Linked DNA regions of Homo sapiens: regions 1 and 3 are each linked to region 2. Evidence: chromatin contacts called from ENCODE Hi-C or POLR2A ChIA-PET data. All regions are on one chromosome and are shown on one strand. Each heading gives the region's core, a stretch centred on a gene start or an enhancer-like site at or near the end of the contact. The rest is flanking DNA. Distances are from core to core; before and after follow the strand shown.

Region 1 (3,402 bases), core at 634-3,133, 39 kb before region 2:
GGCGAGTAAGACACAGACTAGTCAGAATGTGATCTGTACTACTTCACACCTCTGAACCTCAGTTTCAGCATTTAAAAATGTTTGTGTGATAAGTATGCTAGTTGAAAAATGTGGAAGAGAATATGTACAGGAAATGTGTGTGCCCTGTCGCTTGGTGGACACACGTTATTAGTGGGAAATGCTTTTTGGAGGGAAAATGTGCATCAGAATGGTTTCTGGAGGCCCATACCTGTAATGAAAGGGTGCCAATCCCAGGGTGGTTATTAATTATTGGGAGGGCTGGAGGACACAGGAAGGGGTTAAGGCATATGAGACAACTTTATCTGTTTCTGGAAAAAATAAGGCAATATGTCAGTTTATGTTAAGTCCAAGGACAGAGTTTATTTGTAGACTTTCTGTTAGTGTGGAAATTTGCATGAGATAGACAAAAATAAACTGGTGGTTTGTAATATAACATGACCAGAGATAACCAGTCTTGTGACAATATACGTATACTTCTGTTTATTTCCTTGCTGGGGTTCGGGTGGGGTAGTTATTGTTCAACCAAAAAAGCCAGCGAGTCAGTCAGGCATTGATTGATCTCATAAAATGATCCCCCAGCAGTGTCCTGGGTCCTGGTGGAAGAAACAGCAGCACTAACTCCTTTCCATCACCCACAGGGCCGTAATTCTAACCAGCCCTGTCAGTAAGGGGCAACCATGAATCAAATCAAGCCTGTTTTGGCCACCCTGTGGGTACTTGGAGACTGGCTGGTGGATAGGACTGGTTTTTGTCTGGCCTCAATCCCGGAGGCTTTATTTTGTAGTGATTTCCTTAGAAAAGGATTTGAAGGTGTAGGAAAGCAGTGTGTCTTCAAGGCTTTGCAGACAGACTTTACTTCATCTTCAGGATGTTTCCTGCAAGAGGGGTTTCCTGCAAAACCCCTAGAGGCCAGATGTGCCCCACAGGACTGGAACCACTTCCAACCTGGAGAGTTGTATGAGTGGATGTCTGCACTTTGAATAGTTCTTGCCTGCTTTAGACTCTAATTTTCTTGTAAAAGATTTCTTATCTCCCACAGTTTTCTTGGTAAATGGAGTAACACATAAGGCACATAAGACTCTCAGGGACGTAGTAAAATGCACTATCACGTAACACGCAATGTCAATTGAAACCCTATCCAATTTAATGCAGATATGTCAGTGCTGTCCAAAAGAACTTCTTGTGATGACAGAACCGTTCTGTAGCTGTGTTGTCCATTGACAGGTGGTCGGATTGTGGCCATTGAGTAACTGAAATGTGACCAGCATGACTCAAGGACCTTAATTTTAAATTTTAATTGAGTTAATTATAAGTACTTACATGTGACTAGTGGCTACTGTATTAGACGGTGCAGATTAGAATGTGGCATTTGGGGATTTTTTGGGGGTATATCATAATGAACATAAAAAGGCATTAGTGATTAAAAGATCCAAATATTAGAATTTCTTTGTAAATAAATTAACATAAATTCCCAAGGAAATTCTAGTAACATAAATTCCCAAAGTGAAGTCATATATAGTTGCACACTGGCATTGGTGATATTGAACTATTTATTTGATTTGATTTTTGAAGACACTGGCCAATAATTTATTTGTAATTTGATTTCCTCGCCACCACTCCATCAGTGAAGGTACATTGACAATCCAGGTGTCTGTTAGATGCTGGAAGATAATCCTGCTGTAGATCTTGGGTCTTTTTTGATTACATTGAAAAAGCGAACCGTCAGATCCAGCACTGCAGGAGGTTTTAATGCCGTGTTGCGTGGTTCTGGCTGCTCTGTTCCCTGACTGCACCCTTTAACCATGAGCGTGCGGACGTCTTGCTGCCATGCTGCTGCCTTGACGACGGCGGATGTCTGACATGCTCAGACGCAAAAGAGCTGACTTGGCAGCTGCCCAGCAGATTTTTATAAAGGCTCAGTTGGTGGCCGGAGATTCAGCCTGTCAGAGTTGTGTTATGCAATAAATCGTTTTCAGCAGAAGTTCTTAATCCAATTTCAGCTGCAGCTTTTTTTTTTTTTAAATAGGCAGTAATCAAAGATAAGTACACATTATTTAATGGGAGTTTGGAAGAAGTAAAACTCTCCTTGCAGAAGCATTTTCAGGCCGTTTACCCTAACCTGGGAAGCATGTCTGTCTGAAGAAATTTGCTGCTTTGAAGTGCTTTTAATTTAAACCCTAGGCAAGGGAACATCATTCACAAGTTCAGTAAGTAAGTTTCTTCTCTCAAGATGTTTCCTGGCCCCTTATTTCCAGTTGTGAATGTTACTCAGGCTTCACTTTATTTGAATATTGACAGACTACTTTTTTTTTTTGGAATTAAATCAATTGGAAATTATTAGTACTACTGTTACTTTGTTAAAAGGGAAGAAAAGGTTATTTTAGACAAAGTTGAAGTTGTACCTTTCTCATTTTCCTTCATCACCCCCAACCCCATTTTTGTTTACACTTAATCTGTGGGAAGAATCAACATTCCCTCCCAATTTTTTATTTGGTGCTTTCGTTTTTCTCTCAAAGTGTTGCTGGAACAGGTTTGGCATATCAGGCAGCCACAAGTTGTTTCAAGTAGGGTGATTTAACAGCAGGTATATGAGAAACACGTTCTGAAAATAAAAGGCATTCATGTACAGGATTCCAGTCATTTATCCTTGGGAGGAGGAAATAGCAATCAATCCTTTCCTTGTCCATGGGCCTAGTTTTTTAGAATGTTTTTTTTCATTTGCTATTCAGCTCTGTACGGCTGTTGTTCAGATCCACCATCCTTAATCCCATGATATGACATTGCATGTTGGTCCTTTGGGCATTGGAGTCAGGAAAAGCACTTCTTTTTCTTTTTGAAAGTAGCCACATCCCTCCACCTGTAGAGCTCTAGCGATCTCTATATGTGGGTGGGGGGCGGGGGGGGCGGGGGGGGTGGGGGGTGGGGTTGGCAACTCCAATTGCCATGTCTTAGCATTTCTGTGAATTTTAATAAAGAGGCTCTGTGTTAGGAGATCTTCCTGCCTGTGATCCTGAGTGCTCCTTTCCTTGGTCTCCTATGGCCCCATCAATTCGAAGGCGATTTCTGCATTTCAGTTGGTTTTAGGTACTAGGGGTTGTGAAGAGCCTTTGATGTCCTGTGCCCCTGCCCAGTGGAAGCAGGATTGTTTTTTTGCAGCACCTTCCGTAAGTGCACCTAGGTTGCCACCTTCTGCCTCTTTATCACCAGGTTGTTATTTAAAACATTGGTGGGGGGTCTGAATTCCAACTTTAGAACAGATGTGTGTCACACTTACAATCCTGCTATGTCTATGTTATATTTGTTTTATAATATTTATTGTAGTGGCTTTATTTCTTTTTGGAGATATGGTTAAAAAAAAAGTCTTTGTGTCATTGTAGGCTT
Region 2 (3,068 bases), core at 323-2,822:
CACATGTTGGGCCCATTTATCTGTCTTAGAAAAAATCTCAAAAAAAAATGCCCTTGTGTTTCCGTCTCCTTCATGTGACTGAGTTCCCTTGCTCTGCAGTGATGCCATTGTTCTGCCGCTCATGGTTACACATCAGCCTAAGCCCACTGTCGCCTTGAGTCAGTTTTCTTCTGTAGGCGGCTTTTGACCTTGGAGGTGGTCAGTTCTGGGCCCTCTGTGGTGTGGAATTCTTTTCATGAGCTGATAGAAGCTCGAGTTGCATATCCTAGGGGATTCCAGGGATTTATATTTTGGTGCGTATTTATAACTGGGTTGTCTGGTGGGTGTGTGTTTGACTGGGTTGTCAGTGTAAAATTAAAAGGGTGTTGAAATGAAGTGTGGACCCAGAGCAGTTACGGCCTGGGATAGAGTAGTCATGGGATTGGACACAAAACTAGAACTGCCGATTGTAGAGCATCGTGGGTGTTTATAATTCAGTCATTATTATTATTCTAGGTACTGTACTTGTTCTGATTGTTATAAAGGTCATATTAAGGATGAAGAAGGAGTGAAGAGGGGAAGAGAGTGGGGAGGATGAGCCCTTGCCCCAAAGAAGTAACAGGGAGTTGTGCCAAAATGAGCAGTACATTTATGTTCACAGTGGTGATCATCAGAGTTTAAATAGCTTCTGGTCTGTTTGGGAAATCTTTCATGAAGATCACGGCTCTTTGTTTTTGTGAGAGGTTTTGTGTTGAATAAAGTTAAACTGTCAGCCTTGTTGTCTATTTTTATTTATTTTTGTTGGAGCCTTTCAGTGAGCAGTGTTTTCTGTCCCCCTGGGATTGTTGGTTAGGATGTACGAAGGGGAGATCTTTTGTCTTTTGGTGGTTCTTACTCATTTGGGGTCTAGAGAGCCAGAATGGGGCCCATTCTAGTAGTAGCAGTGTTCTGCTTACCTCTTCCTCTGAGGAAATAGGAGATATCTGCTGGGTTTGTTCCTTTGTAGCTCAAGGCGTTTATTGCCTTCTGGGGCCCAGGGTCCTATCTTTCTCAAAGAGTCATTTACTTGTTTCTGAAATAGGAAAAAAAGGATAGAGTCAGACATTTTCCTTATCTACCCAGTGACCCAACTTTTCCATGTTAATAATGAACACTGTGTCAGGTCTTAGTATCTAACGCTTTCTCAAAAAATTGTGCATGCAAAAGAGGTGTAGATTGTTGAAGGTGTGTCGTGGGGGCGGATTCTGGTGGTGGTGAGAGAGCTCTTGTGAGATTGTTGATTTACAAATCAGTATTTACATCTGTTTTTGCAGGGGTTAAATATAACAAAAATATGTCCCCCGCGTCCACCTATTCATCCTCCCCATTCCTGCCTCCAAATCTTGGGACTGTTTTAAGTAGTGATGGGTGGGGGTGTTTTTGGATTGTCTTTTCTTGACCGGAATGGGAAATCTCCATAGCTGATTTGACAGTAGACAAAGGGGAGCCCTAGTCGGCTCAGGGGCTGGTCTCATAAGGGAAAGGGATAATTATTTTCCATAAGCCGAGGTATGAAACCACTTTCATTTGTGCCTCGTTGACCACAAGTGTGCCACCGACATCCTGCCTCATGACTTGGCATTTGTTCTCAGTCACACCAGTGTGTTGATCTGGTGAGCAAGTCAGTGGACAAGCCTGGGCTGTGCTCTGCAGACCCTGTGCCCTGCTCGCCCCTCTCCCTGGAGCTCTGTGCTCCATTGGAAGCTTCACATGCTGACCTGCATGTGTACAGTGATGGGCAAACTCCATGTTCATATTGACCATGCCAAGCAGGCCCAAAGCCAAATCTGCCCTGGCATCGGAATGCCTACCCTGCTTAAAAAGCAATTCATTTTTTTTTCTCTTTGCAAAACTTGAGTGAACATAACATTTATTTTTCACTATCAATGGCAGCAAACCATGCATTCTGATGACCTCAGAGAGGGCCCTACCTCAGCCATGGGGGCTGCTTTTATAATTTTTCTATCATCTTAAAGTGCACACACACACACACACACACACACACACACACACACACACACACACACACACAGAAATTGCTGCTGAAAATGAAAGCTGTCTTTGGATGCTTGACTGTTTGATATGTAATGTGATAACCTTGTCTCACAGTGACAGGGTGACAGACGGCATTGGCTCTATAATACAGAATTACCTTTTGTGCATCTTTTCTACAACAAAGCTAAATACATTGAGTCACCCTAATATGCTAATGACTTTGGTGTGCTCCAGATGTTTTAGAAGCCCTGGAACAGCCTCAAAGCCCTCCTTGTTTTTCCTTTCTTTTTAACCCTTGTTTTGGGGCACTGCTTTTGTGGAATAGAGCCATTGGCTTTTCCTTTAGTTTTCTATTGTCATGTATGTGTAGCTAATGAGAGAGGACTGGTAAAACTTCTTTGTGTCTAAAACATCATAAAATGATACAGACTACATGCTCTAGTCCCTTTTTTTTTCCAGATATTAGAAAAGAGTTGTCTTCTGTCCATACATTTGTGTTCTGAAATCTGTCGTTCTCATTGGTTGCTTTAGAAGTTCCTTCAGCTAAAGGAATCTTTGGCCTAATTTGTGTTTCAATTTTCCCAACGCCCATCATATAAGGCAAGAGGGAGATAGCCATACACTAGTGTCTCCAGTTACCAAGAACAACAGGAATTCCTATTCCATTTTGATGCTGCTGTTCCAGACTCAGAAGCCTGTTTTGTTGTATTGTTTTGTGCGGTCTTTTCATTTCTTGCTAATTTGGGAGATGCGGTGAAAAGCTCCTGAATGTGCAGAGCTGCTGATGGCAGGGTTCTGTTGTGTTCAATTTCTTTAGAGTTCTCGGCTGCACAAATGGACACTGCCTTGTGGCTAAATGGTCTTGGATCCCAGACGCACTTCTCCCGTCAGCTGATGGTGACTAGCTGAGGTTGCAGGCACAGTAACCAAGCTGCCTTTACTGCAATGATTTACAATTTTCAGCTCATATTTATTGCTTTTGTGAAAGACAATAGACATGGTTTAATTTAAGTTCAACCTACTGAATATTAATAGAGGAGAACAAATGCTAATGG
Region 3 (2,983 bases), core at 454-2,953, 63 kb before region 2:
GACCTTAAATGGGATCCCAGTGACGAGGTGGAAGACGGGAAGCGGAGACACTTTCAGGTGTGCATAATGGAAGGCTTACCTAGAACTAGGACCGGGCCTCTCAATTATACTAAGTTGTCCATGATTGACCAGGGATTTGGAGAAAATCCCACTGCCTCCCTGGAAAGGCTAAGAGAGGCCTTAGTAAAGCACACCTCCCTATCTCCTGATTCAGCCAAGGGACAGCTAATCCTAAAGGATAAATATATTACTCAGGCAGCCCCTGATATCAGGAGGAAGTTGCAAAAACTGGCCCTGGGACCAGAAATTACATTAGAGGACCTCTGGAAAGTGGCTACCTCAGTCTCTTATAAAAAAGAGAGAAGATGCAGGTATTCCCAGGGTGCACCTCTTAACTGCTAAAGATAGGGCAAGAACAGTTATCTCTCCCGCCCCACCCGCCCTGCTTTTTTTTTTTTCCTTAAGAGAGTTTCGCTCTTGTTACCCAGGCCGGAGTGCAATGGTGCGATCTCGGCTCACCGCAACCTCTGCCTCCTGGGTTCAAGCGATTCTCCTGCCTCAGCCTCCTGAGTAGCTGGGATTACAGGCATGTGCCTCCACACCCAGCTAATTTTGTATTTTTAGTGGAGACAGGGTTTCACCATGTTGGTCAGGCTGGTCTCGAACTCCCAACCTCAGGTGATGTGCCCTCGTCGGCCTCCCAAAGTGGTGGGATTACAGGCGTGAGCCACCATGCCTGGCCCAGTTAGCTCTCTTCTAAAGTTTATCTGCTCCCATACAAGGTTTCATTTCTTTCACCAGGGAGAAAAAACTCAGAGGACAATGTTGCTGTTAGTATATTTCACTTCTTATCTCTATGATCTTTGGCATTAATTTTTTTTTTTTGAATTGGAGTCTTGCCTTGCTGCCCAGGCTGCAGTGCAGTGGTGTGATCTTGTCTCACTGCAACCTCTGACTCCCGGGTTCATGCAATTCTCCCACCTCAGCCTCCTCAGTAGCTGGGATTACAGGTGCATGCCACCATGCCCGACTGACATTTGTATTTTTGTCCACTGCACCCGGCCTCAGATGCCATGTTCTAATGGGCTGTGTCTATAAAGTTATTAAAGAACAAGGGCCAAGTAATTTGGGGTGCCTTTGAAGTGCTGAGCATGGCCTTTCCAATTTGTGTGCACCTTCTTTCATTCTTACTTTACAAATGAAGGAAGCTGATGTCCAGTGAGGTCATACAGCAGGTACAATAATGGGCTGATTTCTGAGCCTGATTCTCAATCTGTGACTTGTGCGACATCATTGTACTTTTGATACTTTGTCATTAGTTGGGTGTGGATTTTACTACCTGGGAGTAGTTATGAACAACCAGTTTGGTGCTAATGAAAAGTAGTTGTGATTCCTTGACTAGATATGCCAACCTTCAGGTTTATAAAGACTACTCTCATCTTGCTTTGGCTGGTCTTTGTAGTGGATGGATATTGGAGAAACCCATGAGGTGATATATATGAAACAATATATTGGGGCAGACTTTTATTCATTCATTCCTAGGACTTAGGAGCCCTGCTGGTGTTCTGTATTGTGCCCCATTTATAGCCATGATGGTAGAGTTAGATTTATGAAGCTGAGGCCGTGATCTTTATTTCAATCCTACTTGGTCGTTTGCTGGTCAGAAATGTGTCTCGTTCCTCTTTAGTGGGAAAAATGTGAGTGTGAATGTAAGATAGTTTTAGATAACACTCAGTTGGCCTTATGACCTATCTGAAGTCCTGAAGTCAGCTATGGGATTACGATGTTTGCCTCCAAGCTGTGTCTTGGGAAGGGATGAGTCTTTCTCTGCATAGTAATTTAAACCTGGTCAAAGACCTGACCACCTCGAAGCAGGAAGCGGTGCTAATACACTTTCTATATCCAAGGACAGTTATCTCTTTTAAAAAGAAGTGAAACAAAAGAGACTGTATTCAAAAGGAAGTCTTTTCTTTTATACCCACGCTCTCCTTCCTGCCCATGTGATGTTAGAAAAAGTGTTATTTTCACTGTTACATAAAATTTTTTGATGGGTTCTTCTGTGCAGTTTTGAGATGTTTCCTAGCTGATGGAAAAGTATAAAAAATTCATGCAGAAATAATGCCTGCTGCCCAGCCCATTTTTTCTTGCTTCATGTACCTACTGTTTACATAAATGTTTTTCCCTCCCATATGTTCTTTTTTACTCTTCCACATTTGAGTGGAAGATATTTAAAAAGTTTTCTTATGTATACTTATGATTTTACTTGGAAACAGCAAATGTAAGGTCTAGAAGCAGAGGGGCTTTCAGCTTCTCTGCAACACACAGGAAAGTAGACAAAGTTTCTAGGGCAGGCCCCAGCCTCCAGGGTAAGATAGGCATGTGCCAGCAACCTTGCCTACCCGTCATGACCCTGCCATATTATAGGTACTGAGTCATGCTTCAACAAGGCTTCCCACACTTCATTGACTGGACCTTCTGTTTTGTCATCAGAATAATTTATATTTGTATATAAAATTTCTTGGTGGGGGGTAATACTGTACTCTAGCAGTGACTGAAGAGGTGCCAAGTAAGTTTGCCACCTATTGTGGGTTTAGTCTTTATTGTTAGTAAATGGCAAAGAGAAATCGATGAAAGGCAGAGTTTAGAGTAGTGCCCGCTTAAGGGCAAGATGACATAGTATCTGCATTGATAGACTCAATAAATGTTTAAACAAATGAAATGACATAGTTTAATATTATGGGAGGGTGTGTGATACTGATCATGACTCAAACTGTAGAAAGAAGAGTGAATATTCTTTCATTATTTCAATCCTATTTAAGTCCTGTTGAGTACAGTTCCATACCCTATTTTGTATTTGATTTACAAGAGCAATATATTTTTATCTTAGAACATTTGGGCTTTCTGCTAAAATAAAAAGGGGGGGGACAGCATTTATACCACACAGTGATAATTATTACCATTTTGTGGTATCCATTTTTCTTTT

What was found. A loop is a pair of places that touch in the nucleus more often than their neighbours do. ChIA-PET counts read pairs that join two places held with the same protein, here RNA polymerase II (POLR2A). Pooled maps may share reads with other maps.
Region 1: a map of B cell shows a loop between it and region 2 (2.2-fold over the local background). The contact joins two enhancer-like sites. A Hi-C loop is called at or near these places in 6 of 168 maps with a recorded cell type or tissue (B cell, breast epithelium, endothelial cell of hepatic sinusoid and 3 more), 2 of 37 single-sample maps with no recorded cell type and 4 of 50 pooled maps. POLR2A ChIA-PET finds 5 or more read pairs at or near these places in 7 of 52 experiments (A673, BJ, CD8-positive, alpha-beta memory T cell and 4 more).
Region 3: a loop to region 2 is called in a pooled map, with 1.8 times the contacts of the local background. The contact joins two enhancer-like sites. A Hi-C loop is called at or near these places in 2 of 168 maps with a recorded cell type or tissue (breast epithelium and endothelial cell of hepatic sinusoid), 4 of 37 single-sample maps with no recorded cell type and 6 of 50 pooled maps. POLR2A ChIA-PET finds 5 or more read pairs at or near these places in 9 of 52 experiments (Caco-2, GM12878, H1 and 6 more).

The regions. Positions count from the first base shown.
Region 1 is chr6:15,363,593-15,366,994 of GRCh38, forward strand. All of the region lies in intron 1 of JARID2 (jumonji and AT-rich interaction domain containing 2), which reads left to right. Among named protein-coding and RNA genes, the nearest start is that of JARID2-AS1, 120 kb to the left of the region's middle. RefSeq lists an enhancer at 344-503. Within about 2 kb of position 1,884, at least 11 of the 41 ENCODE cell types and tissues checked have a DNase peak (open chromatin) inside an H3K27ac peak, as active enhancers do; they include GM12878, where a contact is called at or near this core.
Region 2 is chr6:15,402,524-15,405,591 of GRCh38, forward strand. All of the region lies in intron 2 of JARID2 (jumonji and AT-rich interaction domain containing 2), which reads left to right. Among named protein-coding and RNA genes, the nearest start is that of DTNBP1-AS1, 140 kb to the right of the region's middle. RefSeq lists enhancers at 115-615, 1,475-1,769, 1,839-2,529. Within about 2 kb of position 1,573, at least 6 of the 41 ENCODE cell types and tissues checked have a DNase peak (open chromatin) inside an H3K27ac peak, as active enhancers do; they include GM12878, where a contact is called at or near this core.
Region 3 is chr6:15,339,093-15,342,075 of GRCh38, forward strand. All of the region lies in intron 1 of JARID2 (jumonji and AT-rich interaction domain containing 2), which reads left to right. Among named protein-coding and RNA genes, the nearest start is that of JARID2-AS1, 92 kb to the left of the region's middle. Within about 2 kb of position 1,704, at least 5 of the 41 ENCODE cell types and tissues checked have a DNase peak (open chromatin) inside an H3K27ac peak, as active enhancers do.